2 separate regions of the Homo sapiens genome follow, and region 2 is linked to region 1. Evidence: chromatin contacts called from ENCODE Hi-C or POLR2A ChIA-PET data. All regions are on one chromosome and are shown on one strand. Each heading gives the region's core, a stretch centred on a gene start or an enhancer-like site at or near the end of the contact. The rest is flanking DNA. Distances are from core to core; before and after follow the strand shown.

The links. A loop is a pair of places that touch in the nucleus more often than their neighbours do. ChIA-PET counts read pairs that join two places held with the same protein, here RNA polymerase II (POLR2A). Pooled maps may share reads with other maps.
Region 2: a loop to region 1 is called in a map of heart left ventricle, with 2.5 times the contacts of the local background. The contact joins two enhancer-like sites. A Hi-C loop is called at or near these places in 1 of 168 maps with a recorded cell type or tissue (heart left ventricle) and 5 of 50 pooled maps. POLR2A ChIA-PET finds 5 or more read pairs at or near these places in 4 of 52 experiments (MCF 10A, PC-3, PC-9 and 1 more).

What each region holds. Positions count from the first base shown.
Region 1 is chr4:128,599,393-128,605,285 of GRCh38, forward strand. No RefSeq gene overlaps it. Among named protein-coding and RNA genes, the nearest start is that of LINC03140, 32 kb to the left of the region's middle. Within about 2 kb of position 2,104, at least 24 of the 41 ENCODE cell types and tissues checked have a DNase peak (open chromatin) inside an H3K27ac peak, as active enhancers do; they include heart left ventricle, where a contact is called at or near this core.
Region 2 is chr4:128,631,802-128,637,694 of GRCh38, forward strand. No RefSeq gene overlaps it. Among named protein-coding and RNA genes, the nearest start is that of LINC03140, 64 kb to the left of the region's middle. Within about 2 kb of position 3,535, at least 10 of the 41 ENCODE cell types and tissues checked have a DNase peak (open chromatin) inside an H3K27ac peak, as active enhancers do; they include heart left ventricle, where a contact is called at or near this core.

The DNA of each region.
Region 1 (5,893 bases), core at 854-3,353:
ACCTGTATCCCAAAACGTACTGAATCAAAATGTTCAGTTTACTCATCTGTCTCCTCCTGTGAGGAGATGCACTCCTCACCTCCTTTGATGGTGCACTCCTAAGGGCGGGAATCATGCCTTCTTGATCTCGACACTCCAGTATTTAGTTCAGGGTCTGGCACAGTCAATAGGGATAGTGAAACCTAACTACATAGGCCCACATAACCATGTGTTACATTGGCTGGAGTTCCCAGTAATTATACAGCCCCTTACCAATCCTCCCACCTCTCTCCCCACCTCGCAGATACCTGATATTGAGGTGACAGCTGCAAGAAGTCTGGGTGTAGTTCATTTACCTCCCCACCCCCATAATTGGGGAGAACAGGCCAGAATGTGTGGGAGCCTCACCTCGTGAATTGTATGAGGCACTAACTGAAAATAAAGCCAAGAGGCTGCAATCCTTTTCCTTCACAGCTTTCCTTACAGAGTCTCTCCCTGTCTTTCTACTTCTCTCTCTACTCTTCTCATTCCAGCTCATCTGTTTTGTTTTGTTTTCCGACTCTCCACTTCCTGTGTCCTATTTCCACTTTTGGAAGCCTGTTTTTAGACACAAGCCTTTCATTTGCCTTTACTCAAAGGTTTTCTGAAGACTCACTATCTCTAAGAAAATAACCTTGAACCATAATCTCACAATTGAGGTTGAGCCAACGTTTGTCACCACTCCCCATCTTACATGGGTCCAGTTCATACAGGACCTCAATACATAAGAGCTTCTGTAAAACAGTCAATCCTGGGGCCCTCAGTGTGGAGTGATAGGCTTTCGAGGAAAGTGTCAGAAATCACCAGAAGTCAAAGCTGTGTACCCAATTGTCCTGATTTTCCTCAATAAGTCAATAGCTTGCAAAGCTTTCCAATGAGAAACAAAGAAACTTTCTTCCCCCCACCCCTCCCCACCCCTGCTCATGCTTAAAAAATAGTTATTTTTCTTTTTCTGGAAAATCTTACTAGTAATCTCTTTAGGTTGCATCCCCTACTATTCCATCTGAACACACTGGCTTTCCACATGTTGCAGGATTGGGACAGCCTGGCAGTGACCCAGGAACACAAAGGGGCAAGTAAAGTGGGGTGCAATTTCATTACTGACCACTCTTCTCTAGGGGCCACTGCACACTTACCCTCCTCTGTGCTGCAGTTTGCAGAGCCTGAGGTCCAAGCAAAAGAAGCATTGTCTCACAGCTGTAAAGCATGAATTGTGTTTGTGGATTGCATTGCCCTGCTTCTTGCTCGTGCTTGTTCTTGTTTTCCTGGCACAAGTGCCTTTGCTCCTAGAATGGCCGCTTATCTCGGCTGACTGCTATTTGCTAACAATGGGCTCACTGGGTTGTTTTGAAAAGTCACATGAAGTTTATAATTCTGTCTGATGCTACCTTGGACTTATGTGTGCTAAATAAGCCTCAAACACCAAAACTGCCTTAAAACCTAAACTAAGCTCAACGAATGACTTCTTCTCAGGTATGCAGGCACCGGAAGGAACCCATACACCCTGCCCAGCTAATTCTACACCTCTTGTCTGTGTTGCTCTTCCACAGTACTGCTAGTTAGACCTTGCACTCTTCTCCATCTTGAGGCATTTGGTTCCCTCTACTTGCCCAGTGGCGCTCAGAATTTCTTGTGGAGCAGCTCAGGTGGTGAGGGAGGGAGGCACGGACACTGCCCCCCATGTCTCTGCAGGACGGTGGGGAACTGAGGGGTCCCTGACCAGCTGCCTCTCACGGCTTGATGTGTCACCTGATGGCTTCTCCCCTGGCTCGCACTGTGGGCCCACACTGTTTGCCAATCTGCCTTTCTTCCTGCCGGTGCTTTTGCTGGGGGAGAACCACAACCATCTCCAGTGCTGTTTTACAGCCTCCCACCACTCCACAGAGCCTCTGAAGAGCATACCTGAAGCCTTGATTCTGTCCACCTGATTCCCCTGAAGCTCACCAAAAAGGGAGCTGCTTGTTTATCCTGCTGTCAGCCATTTCCCATCAACGTCTGGCCCAGCGAGCTGTGTTGGGGCCAGCACTGCTTTAGTACCAATAGTCTGGCCCTCTTCCAGGTACTCATTGCTAGCGAATTCATCTTGCTCTTGAATGCGAAGTATGAGTCAGAGGTAATGCTGATGAAACCTCCGGCAGGTCAGGACAACAAGGGCAGACCCAAGCCACGGGGGGTGAGGTGGGGGGAGAGTGGGCCAGAACTCTGCTCTGCAGAGCTGTGGTTTGTCCTGAAGTCTGGTGCTGTGTTAGTGCAAACAACATCAAATGCAATTCAATTACAACTGTGTACTCATCACTGGGCCGGGCTGTCAGAGGCACAGAAGTATACGTTAGTTTCTGTAGGAGTTATGGCCAGCAGCCCAGCTTCTTAACTGGATTTAGTTTGAAAATAAATGCCTCACTGGACAGTGACACTTCTCAACTCTTTCAGGGAAGAAAATTTTTGCTTCTGGTAGGCTGATGTGTGACTTTAATAATCTTATCATTAGTCCTGAGTCGGGGGCTTGTCATTCAAAGTTGTCTTTCATCTTTTGTGTATGTTGTTTTCAGACAGTGGCAGCTGAAGAATGACTGTATCAGGGACATTCAATGATGCCCATATTTTGAGAGGTTAAATTTCCTAGAAACCAGCTTCTAGTCTTTGTGTGTCCTGGCTTGTGCTCTTTAAAGAGACTGAAAAAAGCATGTTCTACAAAATCCTGTCTTGCTCCATGGTAATGAGGTCAGACAGACCTCCCCAGGAGCCTGACTGGAGCTACTATACAACTGTGGGGTGGCCTTGGAAACTTGGAGACATTTGGGGCGTGCTGAGTCACTGCTGCAGCTCAGGCCCAGGGCTCCTGTCACCACTTTGGGGAGCTGGTGGTACAATAGAGATATCACTGTGGTGGGGCCTGGAATGAGGGCCTGTCATGGGACAGGGCACTGTAAAGAGAACAGTAAGTAGTTTTTAGTTATTTCTTATTAGAAGGAATTTCCTAATGGAAAATGCTCCTCCATTAATAGGATTTTCTCTGTACAGAAATTTATTGCTTATGACTATTGGGGTCAATTCCCATTGGCATCTGAGAGCTGGAAAATGACAGCTGTCATCACAAGTTTTCTGAGAAAAAAGTATGTTTTTTTCCTATGTTGGTCAGAAGCCAACCAATTCATTGCCAACCAATAAAGGTACAGCCAAAGGGAAAAAGAATTATTAAGAGTTTTAATTGCCCCTGAAATTCCAGATAGAAAATTTTACATTCAGTTACACCTGATGTAGCAGAAAACTCCAAGGGACTATCTAAGTTCTTTGGCCAAACCAGATTTGGTTTATTTAACATTGTCTAGAATGGATCATTGGCTGGGACTTGTACATATGTTTGTTATATGGGGATTTTCTCAGTTAAACTCAGATGGAAACTAAGACGAAACATATATATATGTGTATTTATGTCTATTTATATTTATATGAGTCTGGTGTATTAATCATAGGGTACTAAATTATTTTCAAAGACACAAACTATGTGAGGGTGTATTTTAACTAGCATGTGAAATGCAAAAATATTTTCTGGGTATGCTGGCACTTTATACCAAAAGGATGCAAAATTTAGCGTAAGAAAATAGTAAATTAGTAAACTAAGTGAGGTGAAAAATGTTGATCAGCTACAGAAAAAGGTCAGCAGTTCAAACTGTGGAATCTGGGTTATTTCTTTTTCACTGCCCAAGATTGTTATATACTCAGAGTTTTCCCCACATTATAAAGCATTGATAACTTTTCAATTTGTTACTACCCACTGGAGTATAATGTAAATTCTTGTGTGTGTTTTAATAATTCCTTGGAAACCATCCCTTGAATTGCTATTCATAGGATAAGAAGGAATTACTTGCTATGCTCCACATGTTTTTCATTAGGACTAAGATCAAGAAAATACATACATATCTATATATGTATGTGTGTGTGTGTGTGTGTATGTATGTGCACACACACACCAAGGGCTGGAAGATTTCTGGATCAGTTCAGATTTTGATAAGAGGAGACAGAAGAAGAATAGAGAAATGTAGGATGAAGGCCGGGCATGATGGCTCACGCCTGTAATCCCAGCACTTTGGGAGGCCAAGGTGGGCAGATCACTTGAGGCAGGAGTTTGAGACCAGCCTGACCAACATGGTAAAACCCCATCAATACTAAGAATACAAAAATTAGCCAGGTGTGGTGGCATGGGCATGGTGGCATAGTCCCAGCTACTTGGGAAGCTGAGGCAGGATAGTTGTTTGAACCCAGGAGGCGGAGGCTGCAGTGAGCCAAAATCACACCGCTGCACTCCATTCTGGGTGACAGAGTCTAAAAAAAAAAAAAATATGTAGGATGATAGTGGCAGTGGTGGTGGAAGCCACACCTGATATCGCAACAGCAGACTGCTTCATGGGATGGCATGCAGAGGTAGTCTTTGATTTTAGTTTATATCTGGAAGAAGAATTTTACACACTTTCAAATAGAAGGCAGCATTCACCAATCCAGTGCTGGGGTTAGCAAAAAGAGATCTGATCCTTTGTCTTTTCCGTCTAAGACTATAAGTTGATTCATTCGTTCTTTCAACAAATATTTATTGAGTACCCATTATGCCATAATAGTCTTAGAAATAGCCTGAGCATGGTGGCTCACATTTGTAATCCCAACACTTTAGGAGACCAGGCAGGAGGATGGCTTCAGCCCAGGAGTTTGAGGCCAGACCAGGCAACATGGCAGTGCACACCTGTAGTCCCAACTACTCAGGAAGCAGAGGCAGGAAGACTGCTTGAGCCCAGGACTTCAAGGCAGAGGTGAGCTATGATTGTACCACTGCATTCCAGCCTGGGCAACAGAACAAGACCCTGTCTGAAAAAAAAAAGCTGGAAATACTATTTTATAAGTTGTAATATGTAACAGATTAGTCTTAATTGTTGAATTAACAAGGGAATCTAAAGTCAAGTGTAGCTTAGAGCTCTCCCTGAGGCATACCATTTAAGCTGACTGTACAGAAATTAAAGTGGACATGCATTTTGCTATCTGGGCAGGTTGCTACTAATCAAATTACCACTATGTGTCTTGGAGGATGAATAGGTAAAGAAGGTGATCAGCAAAGTACAAGTCTTCAAAACTAGAGTGCTTTTCTTCTGGGAAATAGGGAAAAAAAAGACTTGTTTGTAGAGGGCTAGGCGCAGAAAGGAACTTGAGGAAGAGACCAGAGGGTCACAGGTTTACATAATTAAGAAGGAGGTGCACATAGGATTCAGAAGTTCAGAATCAGGACAATCTAAGTAAACCTGGTCCTAGAGTAGGTTTCCTATGATTCCTTTAAAATGCCTTACAAAATCTGAAGCTCTAGAACTAAAGCTCAAAGATATAGGAAACTTAACTACAGAGGAGGAAAATGTAACAGCAGAGTCCTCATAGGGAAGTTTACCTAGAAAGAAGTTTGCTTTTTGGTTTTGTCTAGATTATATTTCTATTAAAATATGAACATAGTATTTCTATAAAATACTTTGCAAAACTAAGGCAGTTCCTAAAATGGGGAAGTTTTCAGGATTACGTTCTCATGATTCACTGATGTTGTGCTTATCATAACTAGGTAAGGTGGGGGAGGAAGTTCTAAGAATGACGGCATTTACATGCAAAAACCAAACTGACATAAACCAGCATCATAAAAGAAACATGCCATAAGAGAATGCCCCAGGGCTAAAGTATGACTTGAATCAGTGAAAGGCAGGTGCTTCTAACTGGGAAATGATCTGATAGGCTGTTCTGTTGCAGAATAGACATGGATTAGATTTTTGCACTACTCCACACACCTATAGGTAGTAGAGTGAAAACCAAAAACCTTGGAGGTTTTAATGGCAATAATCATAATTATTGG
Region 2 (5,893 bases), core at 2,285-4,784, 34 kb after region 1:
CAGGCGTGGTGGCAGGCGCCTGTAATCCCAGTTACTCAGGAGGCTGAGGCAGGAGAATTGCTTGAACCCGGGAGGCAGAGGTTGCAGTGAGCCTAGATCACACCATTGCACTCCAGCCTGGGCAACAGACTGAGACTCCATCTCAAAAACAACAACAACAACAAAACATTAAATAGTATACAAATGCCATGCATTTAAGTGGAACACAGTGCCAACACATTACCAATTATTCCAAGCACATACATGAAACATACATATAGAAAGTATTGTTTCCAAATTGGAATGTGCATTCTACAAGGAAATATTTAAATCAAAATGAAATAGCGGGGCTTCATCCTTCTTTGGACAGTACTTTAAAGCAGAGCAAGGAACCATAGCTCTTTTTCCTCACTGTATCAAATGAGGATGCATTTCCCAATTTGTTTATTCTCCCCCTCAAAGAGTGCTGGATCTAAGTTGTGCCCAATTAAGGTCTGTGCTTACAAGTACATGCCTGTAGCGTCAATGTTATTTGAAAATTCTTTATGTAAACTTATTCAGCATTTATCCAAACATAATATTAATCTTTAAGGCTTTTAGATTTAGCCCTATAAAGTACTATTATCATTGTATGTTTACCCATCTTCAGTTTCCCATAACAAAATATTCAAATTTGTCTGTAAATATGTAGAGGGTAGAAAAGGTGAATTCTTCTTGTAGAAAGAGCATTAACCGGAGCATTGCACTTCTTGTTGGGAATTAGTGCAGCAATTTTTCTGTAGATAAAAGAACCTCTTATCTTATGAAGAGCTGCATTAATTACAGCCTGAAATTCTGTTTCACGCATCCTCTTTCAGAGCCAAGGAGAGAGCAGAGAAAATGTGTGCTGTTGGAAATTTGTACTTCCATTTTCTTTTTCTTCTTGGAAAATAGCTTTTCTGAAAGGTAAATAGTACACAAATGCCATGAGTTTAGGTGGAACACAGTGCCAAAGCAATACTAATTGTTCCAACAACAGCAGCAGCTATAACTTTAAAACCAAAAAACAAATTCCAGTGTTATGAGTAACTTTGCTGATCATAATAAAAGAAGATGAAATTTAATGTCAATAGCAGTGTGAGTGTAGGAGGTAATTCTATTTCATTTTCTTTTCAAACAAAACAGAAATAGAACATGGTTATACAAGCGAATAAAAAAACCCAGGTAGTAAATGGTAGAGAGATATCTTCAATCTATATTGAAGCCAAAAGCTTTGGTTTTAGAGCTATAAAAAGCAGTTTTCACTTTCTAGAATCTATATTAAGAGCTATAGTTCTTATTTGTTCCCATTATCTTTATTGGGTGTTGGTGTCCAACAAAATAAATGGATATATAGGAGGAAAGTGAGAATAATCTATTGAGAAGACATTCACTATGACAGAAATACTATTGTACATGCAAAATTTACCAACACTTACTTCCTGTTTTCTTCGCACCTCTTCATGAACTTTGTTCTCTTTCTTATTCACCATAACCTTGCCCAAGCTTTGTTCAATGATTGCTTTCAAAGTTTGCATGCATGCAAGCCTGCTATATAGTGGTACTGCCTATCTCCTCAGGGTTGGGGAAAAGATTCTTTCCTTATTTATTTATGTGCCTATAAAGAAAGTCAGGATATTTTTTTTTTTTTTGAGACAGAGTCTTGCCCTGTCCCCCAGGCTGGTGCGATCTCGGCTCACTGCAACCTCTGCCTCCTGGGTTCAAGCGATTCTCCTGCCTCAGCCTCCCGAGAAGCTGGGACTACAGGCATGCGCCACCATGGCCAGCTAATTTTTGTATTTTTGATAGAGACAGGGTTTCACAATGTTGGCCAGGATGGTCTCGATATCTTGACCTCGTGATCTACCCGCCTCGGCCTCCCAAAGTTCTGGGATTACAGGTGTGAGCCACCGGCCAGGATATTCTTATACATTGTTTCTATAGATCACATTCTCCAGACCACATCAAGGAAAAGCATCGGGTCAAGTGGAATACCTAGAAGATGTTAAGGAATTAAAAATAGTTGCAGGCAAGCCTAATTCTACCAGGGAATTAACAATTACTATTCTGTAAAAATTCTGAGATAATTAAGCATGTTGAATTTGTTAAAATAACTGAAACCAATATGGAATTGAGTTTCTTCAAAGTAAAGCCAATTGTCCTTTGATGCTCAGAATGAGTTCACATTTACAAATGGTGTTGCCTGGTATAGTAGAAAGAACCCAACAAACCTAGGTTTGAATTTCCTATCTGTCACTGATTGGCTGGTGACCTTGGCCCAGTACCCTCCCGAGATTCAGTACTTCTCCACAATGGGAAAAATGATACTTACCTTGCAGGGCTATCAATAAGGATACAGCTGTTGTATAAAGTGTCTAGAAGAGGGCCTTTCACAGGCTCAAAAATAAGTTGCTTTTGTTGTTGTTGTCACTAATCACCTTGGCACACTACTTTTCCATCAAATGCCTCTAATACTATGATGAATAGGAAGACCCTTTTGAACTACAAATAACACATAAAATAATAAAAATGCCTTAAATTCAGAGACCACTTTTGATTCAAAGTACTCAAAACACTTTTCTGTTTCTTGTCTGGTGAGCTCTGTTAAGGGAAAGGAATAATATTTCAGAGAACATGAGAACGTACCCATGCAGGTACAGGAATTTGACAGGACATCACTGTCTGGCAACAGTTGGCTGTGCCACTTTCACCAGCCAGTTCAGGCTGAGTGAAGGCACAAAACAAAATGGCACTATGAGGAAAGTGGACAAAAGGAAACAGGGGGCAAACCCTTCACGATTTAGGCCACCAGAGATGTCTCAAATAATCTTGTCCAGGCTGGGCACGGTGGCTAACACCTGTAATCCCAGCACTTTGGGAGGCTGAGGCAGATGGATCACCTGAGGTCAGGAGTTTGAGACCAGCCTGGCCAACGTGGTGAAACCCCATCTCTACTAAAAATACAAAAATTAGCTCGGTGTGGTGGCGGGCACCTGTAATCCCGGCTACTCAGGAGGCTGAGGCAGGAGAATCGCTTGAACCCGGGAGGCAGAGGTTGTAGTGAGTTGAGATCACACCACTGCACTCCAGTCTGGGCAACAAGAGCGAAACTCCGTCTCAAAAATAAAATAATAAAATAAAATAAAATCTTGTCCGGTATACCAAAGGCAAATCAATTCACATCACCTAAAAAATTACTTACAGAAATTTGGAAAAATGAGCAATTTAGACAAAAGCAAAGAATTGAGGCAAAGATCTGGGCTCCTCTGACAAAAATCATTTTAAAAAATTTTGTCCAGAATTAGCCCAGTCATTGCTTCCATTCTCAGCTTTTCACAAGCTGTAGAAATAGAGCCAAACTTAGTTCCTTCAGGTTTCTTGTTGGCTGCAAAATGATATGAGGCCTTTCATCTCCTCCCTGATGTTGCAATCCTTTCTCTTTGCGACTGCCTCATCCACCACCTGCCTCACGCCAACACTTTGCCTACTATTTTCTCCTCTGTCCCTCCTTCCCGTGTGGCCATTTGGCCCGCTGGCCGGGCAGCAGGCGGGCTGTCACGTGACCGAATCCCAGCGGCTTTGCAGCACCCACGTCCGAGTTTTCCATGACGCACCTGCTGCCGTCACGTTGGCTCCCATGTAAATAAATGGTCAAATCTTTTCCAAAAGTGGTTTTGACAAAGAACGGCTTAAACCGCCAAAGATGTTGACAAATGGGCTGTTATCTAGGAGAGTGAGTAAAGCAACCCATTTGAACGACAAGAACAGATAAGGCCCAACTCTTTGTCTCCTTTCCTCTTTTACATTGATATTCCCGGGGAGACAAAGGGGAAGAAGAAAAGGAAAGAAAGGCAGATCTTTAGCACTGGCTGTCCCAGAGTTGATTAGGATGCTGATCTGTGTGGCAGGCTTCTAGGTTCTCACCCAACTTCTTGGCTGCTATTCAAAGGATTTAACAGTGCTCTTTGTAAATAGTGGTGTACAAAGCCCAACTAAAAATAGTACATTTCCAGGGTCTGAATCGGGTGAGTGGAATGAGTGGCAATGGCTGTATTGTACAAGACAGATTACAAGCAAGTTACTTGATGGTACTTTATATGCAGGGTTATTCACATGCTTCATCTGGTTTGGTTAAATAATGCAAACACATTTACCAACGTACATGATCGTTTTGTTTATTTATGCTCTGGAGAGCTTGTGTGTGTTTATGACAGACAAATGTACATGTTCTATTTTCTGACAATCAAACAAAGCTCTCCCTGATGAGGTAAATAGCTGAGTTAAATAGTGGAGTGAGGGCTCCTGAGAATCGCTGATGTGACACCATGGTGGTTGTTAATGACAGGTTTCCTGCTGCGCTTGCTGCCCTGAAGGATTTTTGCTGAAGGTGGGAATCAACAAGAGGCTCTGACAACTAGTGAGACTGCTAGTTCTGGCTGAAATCTCTCTGTGAACCATGAGTGTGAAAGCTTCTTCCTCACTAGGAGTTTTTCAGGATGAGAGCAACTGCATGTGTGCTTCCTTCCCCTCACCCCTGAGGCTGAGCTGTGTTGGGTGGGGAGGTGAGGTTCTCATCCTTAGGCCAGAACAGATGTTGCCTGTGCAGGCTGTGGAAACAAGGAGTCACCAGGACCTCTCAAATAAGATTCAGACTCAGGGAGAAGCCTAAAGAAATGAAGTAAGACCATTATTTTCCCAGACGAAGATACTAGGAAAGTGTTTTGCAGTCTTTTGAAAGCCAAAGCTACCCCCTCCTAATGTTTTCAACCGTAAGCAGTGGTTATTCCTGTATATTTTGAGGTGAGAGATTGTCTCATACCAAAATATAATATATTTTCTATGTAAGTAATTGTCTCTCAGGCAGTTTGGAGACTCTCTTATTTAATACAGTGTGGAAACCCTTGGGTGAAGCCCTTGGTCATTCTGGCAGGTCGATTTCCTCTTCGAAGATGGGGACTGAGAACAGGGACCGCTCTGGAAGGAGCTGGGCCAGGAAAAACATTATAGAGGATTCAAGAAACCCAGCCTGTGAATTTGGCAAACATTTATCCTACCCAAATTTCATGGGTTTAAATGGATGCATCTTGGGTGAATTGGGTCTGACAGCCTAGACTCTGTACACGTTGGCACTTGTCACTCTTCTGCATATGCTGCATGACTTTGGGAAAGTCACAGAAACTCTTTGACCCCCCAGTTTCCTCATCTGTAAAACAGGGAGAATAATGCCTACCTCATTAAGCAGATTGTTGTGAGGACTCAATTAGGCAATGTAAGTAAGGCGCTTGTCACATGGTCAAATAGATCCATTATAATGACAATGAGAGGCTATTAGACAGCATTCCTGGGCATAGCCTCTCACCTGCTTAATGACATCCTAGTGTCTCTCAAAATTGGTATCATCTCACATGTTGAACACTATGCAAATGTCTGATTCCTTTTGAGTATTGCCACCATCATCATTCTTATTATCTCTGAATGTTGAAGAATGAACACTCCAAAAAGCATTTAATGACAATTCCCATGACCTGTCATTCCCTTCTTTATCAACAAGGATGTCATAATTAGGGTTAATTTCTCTTTGAAGCTGTCTCAGAAGATAACATAAGCCATTATTTTGACCATTCTGGAATTTCCTGGCTTTTATTTCTTATGCTAAGGAATTAGAATTTTTCTTCACTAAGGTAGATTTTTGCTTACATCCCTAAAGAGCCAGGAGAGGAACAAATTTCACCTCTTGTTTGAAACTGAATTTTCGAGCCAATGAAAGACTATAACTGAATAGGCTTCTCTTTGGACACATCCTCAGGCATGAGTAAAATGAGTTCTGAAAGACCTGATGTAGTTTGGATATGTGAAGAGCCAAATGGCTTTTTCAAAGCCATGGTCATGGCACAAA